2 separate regions of the Homo sapiens genome follow, and region 1 is linked to region 2. Evidence: chromatin loops called from intact Hi-C (ENCODE). Cell type or tissue: B cell. All regions are shown on one strand. Region 1 overlaps UVRAG (UV radiation resistance associated). Region 2 overlaps UVRAG (UV radiation resistance associated).

Region 1 (8,000 bases), 62 kb before region 2:
TCAAACTCCTGGCCTCAAGATATCCTCCCGCCTTGACCTCCCAAAGTGTTGGGATTATAGGCATAAGCCACTACGCCCAGCCAGAAAATTTTATACTTATAGAAAAATTGAGAAGATAGTACAGAAAGTTCCCATATACTCTATACCTAGTTTCACTTATTCTTTTTTTTTTTTTTTGAGACGGAGTCTCACTCTGTCACCCAAGCTGGAGTGGAGTGGTGCGATCTCCGCTCACCGCAACCTCCGCCTTTCAGGTTCAAGCGATTCTCCTGCCTCAGCCTCCTGAGTAGCTGGGATTACAGGCATGCACCACTGTTCCTGGCTAATTTTTGTATTTTTGGTAGAGATGAGGTTTTGCCATGTTGGCCAGGCTGGTCTTGAACTCCTGAGCTCAGGTGATCCACCTGCCTTGGCCTCCCAAAGTGCTGGGATTACAGGCATGAGCCACCGCACCCGGCCTCACTTATTCTTAACATCTGCCTTGACATATGGTACATTTGTTAGAATTAATGAATCAATATTTATATATTATTGACTAAAAAAGTCCATAGTTCATTTAGATTTTCTTAGTTCTGAACAACTGTGGCCAGGCCTGGTGAGTCATGCCTGTAACCCCAGCACTTTGGGAGGGTGAGGCAGGAGGATTGCTTGAGGCAGGAGGATTGATGTCAAGGCTGCAGTGAGCCCTGATTGCACCACTGCACTCCAGCCTGGAAGACTGTGATTAAATGTGATTAACTATATGTACAACATAAAATTTGCTGTTTAAATAATTTTTAAGTATACAATATAGTGGCATTAAAAACATACTTAATGTTATACAACCATCATCACTGTATATTTCCAGAATGTTTACATCATCCCAAACAGAAAACAACTCCCCATTCTCGCCTCCTACCAGCCCCTGGTAAATTCTGTTCTACTTTCTGTCTCTATGAACTTCACTATTCTGGGTACCTCATATAAGTGGCATTATACAGTATTTGTCCTTTTATGTTTGGCTTATTTCACTTTGCAATGTTTTCAAGGTTCATCCATGTTGCAGGGTATGTTAGAATTTCATTCCTTTTTTAAGGCAGATGGTATTCCGTTGTATGTATATACTACATTTTGTTTATTCATTCATCTCTTGATGGGTCCTTTGTTTGTTTGCTAATTTGTTTTGAGACGGGGTCTCACTCTGTTGCCCAGGCTAAAGTGCAGTGGCATGATCATGGCTCACTGCAGCCTTGACTTCCTGGGGTCAAGTGATCCTCCCACCTCAGCACCCCCGCAAGTAGCTGAGACTACAATGGCATGTGCCTCCACGCCCAGCTAATTTGAAAATTTTTCGTAGAAATGAGTCTCACTCTGGTCTCAAACTCTTGGGCTCAAGAGATCCTCCTGCCTTGGCCAACCAAAGCAGTGTTGAGATTACAGCATGAGCCACCACACCCAGCCAACCCTTAGTTTTTACCTGATGTCCTTCTTCCGTGCCAGGATCCTGTCTGGATACCACATTGTATTTAGTTGTCCTGTCTCTTGCCTCCTCTTAGCTGTGGCAGTTCCTCAGACTTTCCTTGTTTTTGATGGCCTTGACAGTTTTGAGTATTGGTCAGGTGTTTTGTAGGATGCCACTCTTCTGGAATTAGTCTGATGTTTTTTCTTATGATTAGACTAGGGTGGTGGTGTTTTGGGAGCAAGACTTAAGAGGTAAAGTGCCATTTTCATATATTACGTACATATTATTAACATGATTTATCACTGTTTTTTTTTTTTTTTTTTTTGAGACAGAGTTTCGCTCTTGTTGCCCAGGCTGGAGTGCAATGGCACAATGTCAGCTCACTGCAACCTCTACCTCTCAGGTTCAAGCAATTCTTCTGCCTCAACCTCCTGAGTAGCTGGGATTACAGGCACCCGCCACCATGCCCAGCTAATTCTTCTATTTTCAGTAGGACGGGGTTTCACCATGTTGGCCAGGCTGGTCTTGAACTCCTGACCTCAGGTGATCCACCCACCTTGGCCTCCCAAAGTGCTGGTATTACAGGCATGAGCCACCATGCCTGGCTGATTTATCACTGTTGATTCTAACTTTTATCATCACCAGCTGTGGTAGCATATGATAGGAAAGGCAAACTAGCTGTTTTCTCCTATTACACTGTTATACTATCAGCATAACCCTTCTGACATTAGATGTGTGGGGCTTTTTCCCCACACACCAAGCGATCCTCCAGTGAACACCAATATGGTGTCCTATGATTCAATTCAATTCTGCCACAATCTCCTTAGAGTTAGTATCATATTCCACAAGTTAAAGGCTCAGACCCATAAAACTGTCCCCTACTTCACATGCCAGACGTAAGTCTGGGTCTCTGGAACTTCTTACCGACTGGCTATAAATTGGGGGTTCCTATGTTCCCCTCCTCAGGCTCAGTCATTTACTAGAGCAGCTCACGGAACTCAAGAAAGCACCTTGCTTGCACTTACTGTTTTTTTTTTTTTTTTAAATAAACAATATTACACAGGATACAGACGAGCAGCCAGATGGAAGATATCATAGGGAACAGTATGGGGGAAGTGGCCCAGAGCTTTCATGCCCTCTCATGGCAGCTCCACCCTCCACATGTTCAGCAACCCAGAAACTCTCCAAAACCTGTAGTTCTGTGATTTGTATGGAGGCTTCATCATGTAGGCATGATCAATTATTAAGTCAGTCTTCAGCCCCTCTCCCCTTCCTGGAGGATGGGGAGTGGGGCTGAAAGTTCCAAGCTTCTGATCATGGCCTGGTCTTTCTGGTGACCATTCTCCTTCTAGGAGCTCACCAAGAGTTGTCTCATTAGAACAAAGGATGTTCCTCACCTAGGAAACGCTGAGGGACTAGGCGTTGTGTCTGGAACTGGGGTCAAAGACCAAATATGAAAAGTAAAGATTCTCCTAGTACCCCTATGGCACCCAGGGAATGACAGAGGTTTTAAGAGCTCTGCACCAGGAACTGTGTACAAAGACCAAAGTATATATTTATTATTGTAAATTGAAGGGCCACAGGTAGTGTTTGTCAGGTTTCTCTGCTATAAGGTTACTCTTCCTCCCCTTCCCTCTATACTGTAGTCTTTGGAAGGAAGTCACTATGTGTAGTCCACACTTGAGTGAGATCTGTGCTCCCCCTTCTTGAGGGTAGAGTATCTACATAAATTATTTGGAATTTTTCTGTATGGGAGATTAAATCATGGCTCATTTCAGCCTCTAACTCCTGGACTCAAATTATGTGCCTCAGCCTCCCAAGTAGCTGGGACCACAGGTGCACACCACCATGCCTGGTTCATTTTTTAATTTTAATTTTTGTAGAGACAGAGTCTTGCTATATTGCCCAGGCTGGTCTCTACCTCCTGGCTTCGAGCAATCCTCCCGCCTTGGCCTCCCAAAGCATTGGTATTACAGGCATGAGCGACTGCACTGGGCCGGTAACTTAAAGTCACACAGAGTGTCAACAAAGGGACTACAATCTAGGTGTTTCCTGTTTGCCCTAGACACCCATTCTTTGCAGGGTTCTGGTGAAAAGTTTTAAGTACCTCAGAGTTTGGGACCATCAGGCTTTATATTTTATTTCCTACAGCACTTGTGCCTAACACTGTGCTGATGATTTAGTAGGAACTCATGTACAGTTTTTTTGTTTATGAGTCTTTCCCTTGAAGAACTTTACAGCCTAAAGAGAACAAGGAAAGATTGGATTCAGTGGTATTGAAACCCATGCAAAAAAACATGATAGAAGCAGAAAAGTAGATCTAAAGCTTGATTTTGCTGTATAGGATAAATATTTTCCCTTTCTGTGTTTATGTTTATTTGGATACCCTACTTTTGCTAATCTAATTTAATCATTTTTCTATTACTAAAAAAAAAATCAGCTTTATTGGCAAGGCCGTTCATCTTATCAGGAACATGTGCCTCACGCAATGCACTACCATGCCGTGTACATTCATTCCTTCTGCAAATATTTACTAAGCCCCTTGTAACTCGAAGAAAAAATGTAATATATAGTTGAGTATCTAAAAAGTAAAATGATGGCAATTTTTTGTGCTGGTTTGGCTCTTATAAATAAAATGATATGAGGAAGCCTCAGAAACTTAAGATATCAGCATCTTGAAATCATTATTTTTATGTGACAAAATGCTATTAGGAATTTATGTTTTTTGTTTGTTTCTCTTTTTCCTGTGAAAATGAGTTTTTTTTTTTTTGAAAGGAAAAGCTATGTTTATTTAGTGTTTACTTTAAAATGTCTCTACAGGATCACAATTCTTTGTGGTAGAAAATTCAGAAGTGAAACTGACTAGAAATAGAGCACAAGCAGAATTGAAACTAATAAGTTGGGCCTGAAGTGAAACGTATGGTAGAATGAAAAAAAATTAGATTTTCATAGTTTCCAAATGTGTATTTTTGATAAGCTGTGTATTTTTACCTGTCAGACATGTTACTGCTGGGGAGAAAAAGAAGTTTGTCATTTTTTTTTTTTTTTTTTTTTTGAGGCGGAGTCTCACTCTGTCGCCCAGGCTGGAGTGCAGTGGCACGATCTCGGCTCACTGCAAGCTCCGCCTCCCGGGTTCACGCCATTCTCCTGCCTCAGCCTCCCTAGTAGCTGGGACTACAGGCGCCTGCCACCACGCCCGGCTAATTTTTTGTATTTTTAGTAGAGATGGGGTTTCACCGTGTTAGCCAGGATGGTCTCGATCTCCTGACTTCATGATACGCCTGCCTCGGCCTCCCAATGTGCTGGGATTACAGGCGTGAGCCAGCGCGCCCGGCCAAGTTTGTCATTTTCAACGTACTGGAATGTGTACAGCTACAAACTGAAGGTGTTTTAGAAAAAGACATCTGTCTTATGAGAGAGGTTGAAACATTTTAGGTTTATGCTTTGTTTTAGGTTTAATGACATAAGTAATGTCTTTTTTTTTTTTTTGAGACAGCGTTACCCTGTTGTCGCCCAGAATGGAGTGCAATGGCACGATCTCAGCTCACTGCAACCTCTGCCTCCCAGGTTCAAGTAATTCTCCTGCCTCAGCCTCCCGAGTAGCCTCCCGAGTAGCTGGGGTGCCCACCACCCCACCTGGCTAATTTTTGTATTTTTAGTAGAGACGGGTTTCACCACATTGGCCAGACTGATCTCGAACTCCTGACCTCAGGTGATCCACCTGCCTCGACCTCCCAAAGTGCTGGGATTGCAGGCATGAGCCACTGTGCCTGGCCAGTAAAGTCTTATATTGTTAAATTTTTTCAATGCCTTGTACAGTATTTTAGCAGTTGCCTCCTTAGATTATAAAAGTAGACGAGTACACACAGAATGGAAACTTGACATTGGAATTTTACAATTCATAGTATACCTTCTTGATTTAGTATCACATAACCTTGTTTTCCATCTTATTTTAAGATGGAAACATGAATTTTGAATCATGGAATTTTGCAGATGCAAAACCTGAAGCCCTCTGAGGTGAAGCTATTTGCCTGGCCACAGACTTGTTCTAGCTATTTATTCTTGCCCTGGAGTATTTAGTAAAGAGTATTAGTTTAACAGATCTGTCTTGTGTCTTGTTCCTGCTTGTGGCAGAGAAATAAACAGAACCTGGGTCTTGTGAACAGTTCCACTGTTCTTGGCTGGGTGTGTTGAGAAGTTGTTTCTTTTTTTTTTTTGAGATGGAGTTTTGCTCTTGTCACCCAGGCTGGAGTACAGTGGTGTGATCTCGGCTCACTGCAACCTCCACCTCCTGGGTTCAAGCGATTCTCCTGTCTCAGCCTCCTTAGTAGTTGGGATTACAGGCGCCTGCCAGCACGCTCGGCTAATTTTTGTAATTTTAGTAGAGATGGGGTTTCATCACGTTGGCCAGGCTGGTCTCGAACTCCTGACCTTAGGTGATCCACCCACCTTGGCCTCCCAAAGTGCTGGGATTACAGGCGTGAGCCACTGTGCCTGGCCAAGAACTTGTTTCGTTTTCTTTCCTTTTTTTTTCTTTTAAGACGGAGTCTTGCTCTGTCGCTAGGCTGGAGTGCAGTGGCACGATCTTGGCTCACTGCAACCTCTGTCTCCTGGGTTCAAGTGATTCTCCTGCCTCAGCCTCCAGAGTAGCTGATATTACAGGTGCCCACCACCACACCCACCTAATTTTTTGTATCTTTAGTAGAGACGGGGTTTTACCATGTTGGCCAGGCTGGTCTCAAACTCCTGACCTCGTGATCCACCCGCCTCTGCCTCCTAAAGTGCTGGGATTACAGGCGTGAGCCTGGCCGAGAACTTGTTTCTTAAACTTCACTCGGTCCTTTGGCAACATTAGCCTCACAGCTTTGGGGATTTTAGGCTAGAACTGAAATGGAGGAGAGGCTGTATTTTAACGTTCTCTTTAAGGGCAGAGCACTCAGAGTCCACCCTCCCACGTCCCTTTTATGGTGTGAATTAGAGTGAAACTTTGGAATGTCCCTCTGGAGCTTAAATGATCAGTCTTCCTGTTTTGTCCCTGGGTACTTACCATGCCTATCTTTTTTTTTTTTTTTTTTTAAATGTTCTACTTAAGAACTTCTGTTCTCTGCCTCTTTAAGTTTCTGAAAGAGTAACCATCTGGTTTTTTGATGGTTTTATTCTGTGTAATATTTGGTGTTGATTGCTGTAGACCCTATGTGGTAGTAATGTTATTAGGCATTTTACTTATCCATTCTTTGTGAAAACTCCAGTATAGTGTGCTTATTGATTGAGAGGCTGAGACTGATAATGCTGAAGTTGAGCATCAGAACTTACCACTTTGGAGTCTCACTTTGTTGGTCCATTGAAATAGCTGGCGTTTTTTCCTACTGTGGTTTTTATAATGTCCAAAAGATGCAGTCAGACATTTTTGAAAATAATGAGGAACACCAGGAAGCTGAAACTAGCAGCAACCTTTGGCTTTTGTCAGTAGACTCCTGGGAAAGAAAAAAGGGAAGACATAAAAGTAAAAGTGAGAATCAGACTTAATAGATCATAAAAGTAAACATGAGAATCAGGCTTATGATCTGTTTTTTTTTTTTCTCCAGGAAAAATTTTATACTCTTTAACATGAGTGTAGCTTTTGTGATTAAGGGTTTAACAGTGAATACAAGTAATTCGTGTGTTCATATTAGCGTATGTTAAAACTAATTCTGGGCGGGGCGCGGTGGCTCATACCTGTAATCCCAGCACTGGGAGGCTGAGGCAGGTGGATCACCTGAGGTTAGGAGTTCGAGACTAGCCTGCCCAACATGGCGAAACCCCATCTCTACTAAAAATACAAAAAATTAGCTGGGCGTGGTGGCGGGCACCTGTAATCCCAGCTACTCAGGAGGCTGAGGCGGGAGAATTGCTTGAACCCAGGAGGCGGAGGTTGCAGTGAGCCGAGATCACGCCACTGCACTCCAGCCTGGGCGACAAGAGCAAAACTCCGTCTCAAAAACAAACAAACAAACAAACAAAAAACTAATTCTGAGTGCAGGATAGGAAAAACTGAGAGCCATTTATTCAATAGATACTTTTAAAGTGCCTTGTTTGAATTGTTAGGCACAGGATTCGGAACTGTATGTCTTGTGTCTGCCAGCCTACTTACATCTTTCAGGGGATATGAACTATTTCCTTCCTTAATTCCAATCATTCTTTTGTATGAGAGCTAATCCAGAAAACTAAACTTTTAAACAATACAAAATAAAAATAATCTTGCTTAGGATTTTGAAAAACCTTTTTTTTTTTAACGTTGTCTCCTTTTAATGAAAATAAGACTGTCCTCAAGAAAATCAGTATTGCTTTCATCCACTAAGATGTTAATATCTAAGTATACATGAGAAGTAGCAACATGAAGAAAGCTTTCTGGTTTTTTATTCTGAAAATAGATTATGAAGCAAGGTTGGCAGGTAGGCTGTGGGGTGCTCATTACAGGTCTAGGATAATTTACAGGACTATACTCATTACAGGATAGAATTGGTACCATTATAGAATTATATATGTATAGTAGATATTTCAGACTTGTTTTCATGAATTG
Region 2 (8,000 bases):
AATATTAGTCATAGATTATCTATAAACATCTTGATGCTTTCTTCATATTTATTCAATATAATACTTTCTGAGATGTTTCTTATTAAAGAAACAACTTAATTCTGCATTTTTTCAGGTTAAAAATCTGAAAATCTGGGCCAGGTGTGGTGGCTCATGCCTGTAACCTTGGGAGCAGTTTGGGAGGCTGAGGCGGGAGGATCACTTGAAGCCAGGAGTTTGATACCAGCCTGGCCAACATGGCAAACCCTGTCTCTACTAAAAATACAAAAATTAACTGGGCACAGCGGCATGTGCCTGTAATCCCAGCTACTCAGGAGGCTGAGGTGGGAGAATTGCTTGAACCGGGGAGGTGGAGGTTGTAATGAACCGAGATGGCGCCACTGCACTCCAGCCTGGGTGACAGAGTGAGACTCTATCTCAAAAAAAAAAAAAAATTTTTTTTGAAAATCTAAAAAAAACTAAAAATCTCTGTGCTCATTTTGCTTACCATACTTTTTATTTTTAAATTTTTTACCTGTAGTCACCATGCTGTAGTCTCGTGAACTTATTCCTCCTATTTAACTGAAATTTTGTATCCTTTGACCAGCATCTTCCCAAGCCTCCTCCCCTCCACGCAGCTCCTGCTAACCACCATTCTACTCTCTACTTCTATGAGTTCAACTTTTTTAGATTCCACGGACAAGTGAGATCATGCTTTTAACATATTTTTTTTATTTTGTGTCCTATAGTGACCAGAACAGTGCATATAATATATATGTTCTTTAAACTACATTCTAAACTACAATTTAAACATTTTTTAAAAAATCTTAATTTTTTTCTCTGTTTTAGGGATTATCTTAATTAAAACTTAGAAAATAATGACTTTTGGTTTAGGCCAGGGCCTTTGTTTTCTTTTTTGCTACCAGGTACTTGTTGCCTTTAGACTGACCAACCAGATCCCTGCACTGGGGTATATATCCCATCTATCTTCCCACATACCATACTTGGCTCTCTTTGGATAGACTCTGATATTAAGTACTTGTTTCTCTTCTACTTGAAAGTATCTATATTTCATGGAGGATGGTGCTTCTTAACGTTCTGGTTGCAGGGCTCTAGGCCTGAAGGGCTTTTTTGGCTAGTGAAGATGGGTTTCATCATGTTTTTCAAGTCACACTTTCCTTCGGTGGTGGTCTTGTTGCCATACCCAGCTGAGCTTATATCTAACCAGCCCTACTTTCAGAGAGTTGGCATTCAGGTGTCTTCATATAAAGTCAGTTATGCTGGAGTAACAGAGAACAAAAAAAAAAAAAGAAAAGAAAAAAAAAAAAGAAAAAACATGTTTCTTAAAGCCAGATAGAAACTTAAGATCATTGTAGAAAGTCAAAACTTATCTATAAAATAGCTATAACAAGTAACATACTGCTAAAAATAAGATTAAATAGAGTTATAAAGTTTTGGAGGAACATGAGGCTAAGATGTTTTAGGATAATAGCCAGAATCAGTTAGGTTCATTGATAGATCATATACTTTCTACCAGGCATTGTTCTTTGTGTTAAGGATCCAGAGATTTGTAGGACAAGGTTCTTAGACCCGGTGTACTGATGATTGATGAATACCTTCATAGAGAGCTGTGAGAGTCGTACGGGGAAGAGATATTTAGACCAGCTTGTATAGAATCAGGGAGGAATGACTTCTGAATAAAGTATTTTTTTTAAGTTAGGTTTATTGAGGTACAATTTACATGTCATAAAATCCACCCTTTTTAAAGTGTGCAATTCAATGAATTTGAAAAACCGATAGAGTTGAGTAACCACCACCATAATAAATAAAGCTACTATGAATATTTAAATATAGGTCTTTGTGTTTCTTTTGGGTAAATCTCCAGGAATGGAATTGATGGGTCTAATGGTAAATGTATGTTGAAATTTATAAGAAACTGCCAGTTTTCCAAAGTGACTATAACATCCTGCATTCCCATCAGCAATGTATAATAGTTCTGTTTGTTTCACATCTTTGCTATCACTTGTGATTGCCAGTCTTTTTAAATTTTGAGGTGGTATCTCATTGTAGTTTTAATTTGAATTTTCCTAATGACAAAATTAAATTGAGCCTTGTAAGCAAAAAGTCTATTTGAGATCAGTCTCTCTCTCTCTCTCTCTCTCTCTCTTTCTCTCTCTCTCTCTGTGTGAAGTGTTCAGATCTTTTGCTCATTTTTAATTGGGTTGTTTGAATTATTGAGTTGTAAAGTTCTTTATGTATTCTGGATATAAATCAGTCCTTTATAAGATATGTATTTTCCAATATTTTCTGCCAGTTTGTGGCTTGTCTTTTCATTTTTTAATGTTGGTGAAGTCCACTATGTCAGTTTTTGCTGTTGTGTTACATGCTTTTTGTGTCTTATCTTTGCCTAACCCAAGGTCACAAAGACTTTTTCCTTTGTTTTCTTTTGTAAGTTTTCTTCTAGAAGTTTTATAGTTTTAGGTTTTACATTTACATCAATGATCCATTTTGAATTTTCTATATAAAGTGCAAGGTTCATTGTTTTGCAGATGGATGAACAATTGTTCCTGTACTCTTTGTTGCAAAGGCTATTATTTCTCCATTGAATTACCTTGTCATCTTTGTTGAAAATCAGTAGTTGAGAATCATTTGTGTGGTTCTGTTTCATTGATCTGTATTTCTGTCTTAATGCCAATACCAAATTGTCTTGATTACTGTAGTTTTAAAATGTGTCTAGAATTCAGTCAATGAGTTCTTCAACTTTGTTCTTTTTTCAAAAAATTTCTGGCTATTCTAGGTCTTTGGCCTTTCCATATACACTTTAGAACAGTTTGTCCATTTCTATAAAAATCCTGGGATTTTGATAGATGTTGAATCTAAGAAAATTTGGGGAGAATTAACTTCTTAATAGTATTGAGTCTTTCAGTCTATAGATATGTCTCTCCATTTATAAAAATTTTCTTGTAGTTTTCAGCATACAGATCTTGCACATATTTTGTTAGATTTATACCTATAGATTTTTATGCTAATTTAAATGGTATTTCTTTTTTAATATTTCTGTTTTCAATTTTTTTTGCTAGTATATGTAGAAATATATATCTCTGTACTGAGCTTGTATTCTACACCCTTGCTAAACTCAAAAATCAAATCTGGTACTTTTTTTTGGTAGATTTCTTTTGTAGATTGCTTACATGGGTCATGTATCATCCTAACTTGCGTGTTATGGAAGAAATTCTTGTGCTTAGTTTAAGTGGTTAGAACTTTGTATTAATAACAACAACAATTGTATACCTCTTCAGTGTTTGGGTATCTTTTTACATACATACAATGACCTGAAGCTTTTTGAAGATCATGTGAACAAGTATTGTTTTCTTCCTCAGTATTTAAGAAAACAGAAGCTCAGAAAGATTCAGTGATTTGCCAAAGATCGCGCAGTGTTTGGTGGATTTAGGCCATTAGTTGTTTCATTGCTCAGACTGTATGTATTATTCATTTCACTAATCCTAGCAGCTGTCTTAAAAAGTATGCTGTTTTTCGTAAAGATATCAAAATACGAGGTTGTGGTTAAGTTCTAAGTTCTATAGTTTCCATATTAGGATTCTAATACAATTATTGTTAGGCCATTAACCTATAATTGATAAGTAAAGGATAGTACACATTACGCTTATTAGCATAATTTAGCAGTTCGGAAATGTGCACAGTAGTGTGCAATATGATACAGCCAGTTTTGTTAAGCATATTTATTAGTCAGGAACAAAGGGATCTTTCTGAGTTTTATGGTTGCCTTATTCCTAATACATTATTAGATTTTTTAATCAATGTTTTTTACATCTAATTTCCAAAAATACTTTCATATCTTATTATCTCACCGTTTTTATGACACTCATGCAAGGTAGGGCAGGAAATGTTTTCTGGTTTTTGGCTGATGAAGGAATTAAAGTATATACCATTAACATTGATAAACTACTATATGTTGGATAGAGTAGGGGTACCAGGGCTGTAAAACAAGTCAGAGTTCCCTTCTCTGAAGAGTTCCTTAAGAAACAGTTAAAGTTGGAATTAGAACTCAGGTTACTTACTTTTTAACCCCGTATCTTTTCAAGTACTAGTACTATATTGTTTCTTATTTTTCAACAAACTATTTTAATGCACGTCTTCATGAAGTTTACACTTTGAGAACTTTACCTTCATGTTAGATTTGTTTCTCCCCATACTCTCCCATCCCTTTCTTTAAGTGTATATTTTTATTTTCTTCTAATTTTGTTTGTGGACAATTTGGAAAATTTAGAAAAGCACAGAAAAGAGAATAAAAAATTACACGTAATTCTTCTGCCCAGCTGTAACCATTGTTAACATTTTGGTGAATATAATTTTAATCTTTTTTTCCCCAGGTATATATGTGTAAAAATGTTTTATGTTTATTAAATTTCAGGATCCTTCTAATCTTGAGACTGCTTTCATAATGTTTTCTCTTTTCCAAGGTGAAAAACTCCTTGAGATTGATTTATAGTTTTTATTTTAAACTTATGATTGCAGACTTATCTTTTGGTATTGTATTCAGTTCAGTAAATGATGTGGATAAACAGGGAGTATGTGATTAATTTTGCTTTGGTGATAGAGGTAGGAGATACAGAAGTCAGGGAAGTGTTCACAGGAATCTTCTGCTGCTGGCTTTGACTATTTTCCATCTCTAGGTAGAGAAAGGAGAGATTCTGTTCTGGTAGTCCCTCTTGTCTTTCCCCCACTTGAACTTTCACTTAAAACCTTCACGGCAGAAGAATTTTTTTTTTTTTTGCCACAACTCTTTCTGATGAAGTAACTAAAGCTATTTATATATTTCATAGTTGGACACTTTATACTACTTCGAGTTTTTTTTTTAATCTGAGTTCCTTAATTTTGTTTTTTTTTTTTGAGACGGAGTCTCGCTCTGTCGCCCAGGCTGGAGTGCAGTGGCGTGATCTCGGCTCACTGCAAGCTCCGCCTCCCGGGTTCAAACAATTCTCCTGCCTCACTCAGCCTCCCTAGTAGCTGGAATTACAGATGTGCACTGCCACGCCCAGCTAATTTCTTTTTCTTTCTTTCTTTTTTTTTGAGACAAGGTCTTGCTTGGTCGCCCAGGCTGGAGTGCAGCGGCGTGCTCTCGGCTCACTGCAACTTCCGCCTCCCGGGTACAAGCGATTCTCCTGCCTCAGCCTCCCGAGTAGCTGGGATTACAGGCGCCCGCCACCATGCCCGGCTAAATTTTGTGTTTTTAGTAGGCACGGGGTTTCACCATGTTGGCCAGGCTGGTCACAAACTGCTGACCTCAAGTGATCCGCCGCCTTGGCCTCCCGAAGTGCTGGGATTACAGGCTTGAACCAGCGTGCCTGGCGCAGGTTTTTTTTTTTTTTTTTGAGACGGAGTCTCGCTCTGTCTCCCAGGCTGGAGTGCAGTGGCACAATCTCGGCTCTCTGCAAGCTCTGCCTCCCGGGTTCATGCCATTCTCCTGCCTCAGCCTCCCGAGTAGCTGGGACTGCAGGCGCCCGCTACCACGCCCAGCTAATTTTTTGTATTTTTAGTAGAGACGGGGTTTCACCGTGTTACCCAGGATGGTCTCGATCTCCTGACCTCGTGATCCACCCGCCTTGGCCTCCCAAAGTGCTGGGATTATAGGCATGAGCCACTGCGCCGGGCCCCAAGTTTTGTATTTTTAGTAGAGACGGGGTTTCGCCATGTTGGCCAGGCTGGTCTCGAATTTCTCACCTCAAGTGATCCGCCCGCTTCGGCCTCCCAAAGTGCTGGGATTACAGGCTACCGGTGTCTGGCCTCAGTTCCTTAATTTTTAAAGTTTTATTCTTCCACCTTTTAAATGAAGTTTAATTTGGGATGCAATGACTGCAGCTCACCTCATCTGAAATAGAGTGGTTTGCAGACAATAATAGAAGAGAGTGGTTTGCAGACAGTAATAAAAGAGAGTGGTTTGCAGACATTTAAGACTTTAGGGATTGGATACTATTGCTTTTTTAAAAATTGCCTTTTTGAAAATAGAATATATTAATCTTTTATGTTTTTCTAGGGCTTCATTTTTTTTCTTATTTTTAAGACGAGGTTGTGCTCCCTCACCCATGCTGGAGTGCAGTGGTGTGATCATGGCTCACTGAAGCCTTGACCACTCAGGCTCCGGCAGTCCTCCCACCACAGCCTCCCGAGTAGCTGGGACCACAGGCGTGCACCATCATGCCCGGCTAATATTTTTTATTGTTATTGTTATTTGTAGAGAAGAGGTCTTGCTATGTTGCCCAGGCTGGTCTTGAACTCCTGAGCTTAAGCTATCTGCCCATCTCTGCCTCCCAAAGTGCTGGGAATATAGGCGTGAGCTACTGTGCCAGGCCTAGGCTTCATGTTAAAAAAAAATACTTTTAGAATTAATAAATTGTGTTTTCTTTGGGGTTAGAGAGGGTAGAATATGCCTCTGAATACCCTATTGTTCAGGAATAGCCATTCCATAACAACCTCAAGAAATGTTTGTGAAAGATATGTGAGTGATGGTGCCTGTGATTGCATGTGATAGTTTTGCAAGGCCTTTGACTAAAGCAGGAAATGCTGAATTGATCACCTGGTCTTTTGAATAGTGATTGGTTTTCTGCTAGTATGTTTAGATGTAGTCAGCCGGTTTCTCAGTATTGAAGTAGATCCTGTTGTAACTGTCATTCTCTGGTTGTATTAAAACATGATCGGAATAAAAATAACAAATACTGTATTTTCCTCCTCTCTTAGATTCATGCCCGAAACCAAAATGAAATAATTTTTGGGCTGAATGATGGATACTATGGTGCTCCATTTGAACATAAGGTAAGAAGATCCTTCTAATGTTATGAATTTTGTTTAGTGCAGGTGTGCCTTGCAGGTGTACAGGGTAGATATAATCCTGAAAACTCTGTGTAAATAGAATCATGCTTTAAATTTGTTGCTTAGTGTGGCTTAAGGTGGATGCTTTTTAATGGGAAAACTCATTCTGTAAGGCACATAACCATCCAGTCCATCTTTTCTAAATCCAGATTATATTAATTTTTCTACAGGAAATCTGGAGCTAGCTGTTTTCTCTTATTCTACATAACTCTTTGGGGGTTAAGAAAGGATGGTGAATTTTGATTAAATGCAATACAGTTTTATGAAATGTTTCAGATATCTTTTATAACTTTCAATACATTTAAGAAACTATGAATCGGTTGTTTTATAGTCAGCATTATCTCTACATCTAAAAGTTATTAGAGAAAGGAAAGGGAAGCGAATTCACATTTACCAAGTACCTACTATCTATGGTACTGTGCCAGGTGATTCTTGTCCTTTTCCTCACTTAATACTAGCCAAAACCAATGTGGTTTGTTTTGTCCTCTCCATTTTATAGTTAAGGAAAAAAGTTGTTTGAGATGAGCTTCGTAGGTTCACCCATCTAGAAAGTAGCTGAGCTGAAATTTCAGGTTGCCTGCCTCTAAAGCCTGTGCTTTTTCTATTCTACTATGGTGTTCTACCCAACAACCCTGTGCATTATTTGCTCTTAGTGATCATGTTGCTTCATAGCTCTTGGTTGTCTGAAATGCTGTTGCTTAGAGTACTTCATTTATTCAACAACATTTTATTGAGCGCCTGCTGTATGTCAGCCACTGTACTGTACTCCAAGTGCTAAGAACACAGTGGTGAGCAAATGGATAATTTCCTGCTGTTGTGGAGTATATATGCAAGAGGCAAACACTGATACAGTAATCTAACAGATAAACATGTAAACACAAATGGTGGTAAATGCTATATAAGCATATAATGAGGGCCTAACCTATTCTAAGGGCTCAAGAAAGGTCTTCTTGGGGACTTGACTTTTAAAGCTACACTCCAGATGATGAATAGAAGTGAACTGTGTAAAGGGAGTAGGGAGTAGGGGCTGAATAGAGAGAGCATTTCAGCCAGAGGAGGTTAACATGTTGGAAGGCCATGAAATAGAAGGGAACATGATGAGTTTTAGGGACTAAAGGAAGGTCAGAGTGATG

Evidence for each region. Hi-C counts contacts between places; a loop is a spot of excess contacts. Peaks named below come from ENCODE experiments on the same cell type or tissue, not always from the same donor. Only the 100,000 strongest peaks of a DNase experiment are listed, where the experiment ranks them.
Region 1: it touches region 2 in a loop (7-fold over the local background); 2 of 110 quality-filtered maps call a loop at or near these places.

Annotation. Positions count from the first base shown.
Region 1 is chr11:75,820,196-75,828,195 of GRCh38, forward strand. The region is part of intron 1 of UVRAG (UV radiation resistance associated); the gene reads left to right. Among named protein-coding and RNA genes, the nearest start is that of UVRAG, 9.0 kb to the left of the region's middle. RefSeq lists an enhancer at 4,221-4,300. In B cell, no CTCF peak of the experiment used is centred here; DNase peaks (open chromatin) are centred at 2,548, 4,356, 4,835, 6,436 and 3 weaker places; H3K4me3 peaks cover 4,091 bases; H3K27ac peaks cover 8,000 bases.
Region 2 is chr11:75,882,094-75,890,093 of GRCh38, forward strand. UVRAG (UV radiation resistance associated) reads left to right here. Exons shown (of 15, transcript NM_003369.4): 5 at 6,736-6,810. Among named protein-coding and RNA genes, the nearest start is that of UVRAG, 71 kb to the left of the region's middle. RefSeq lists an enhancer at 4,899-4,948. In B cell, no CTCF peak of the experiment used is centred here; DNase peaks (open chromatin) are centred at 4,688 and 5,038; H3K4me3 peaks cover 835 bases; H3K27ac peaks cover 5,119 bases.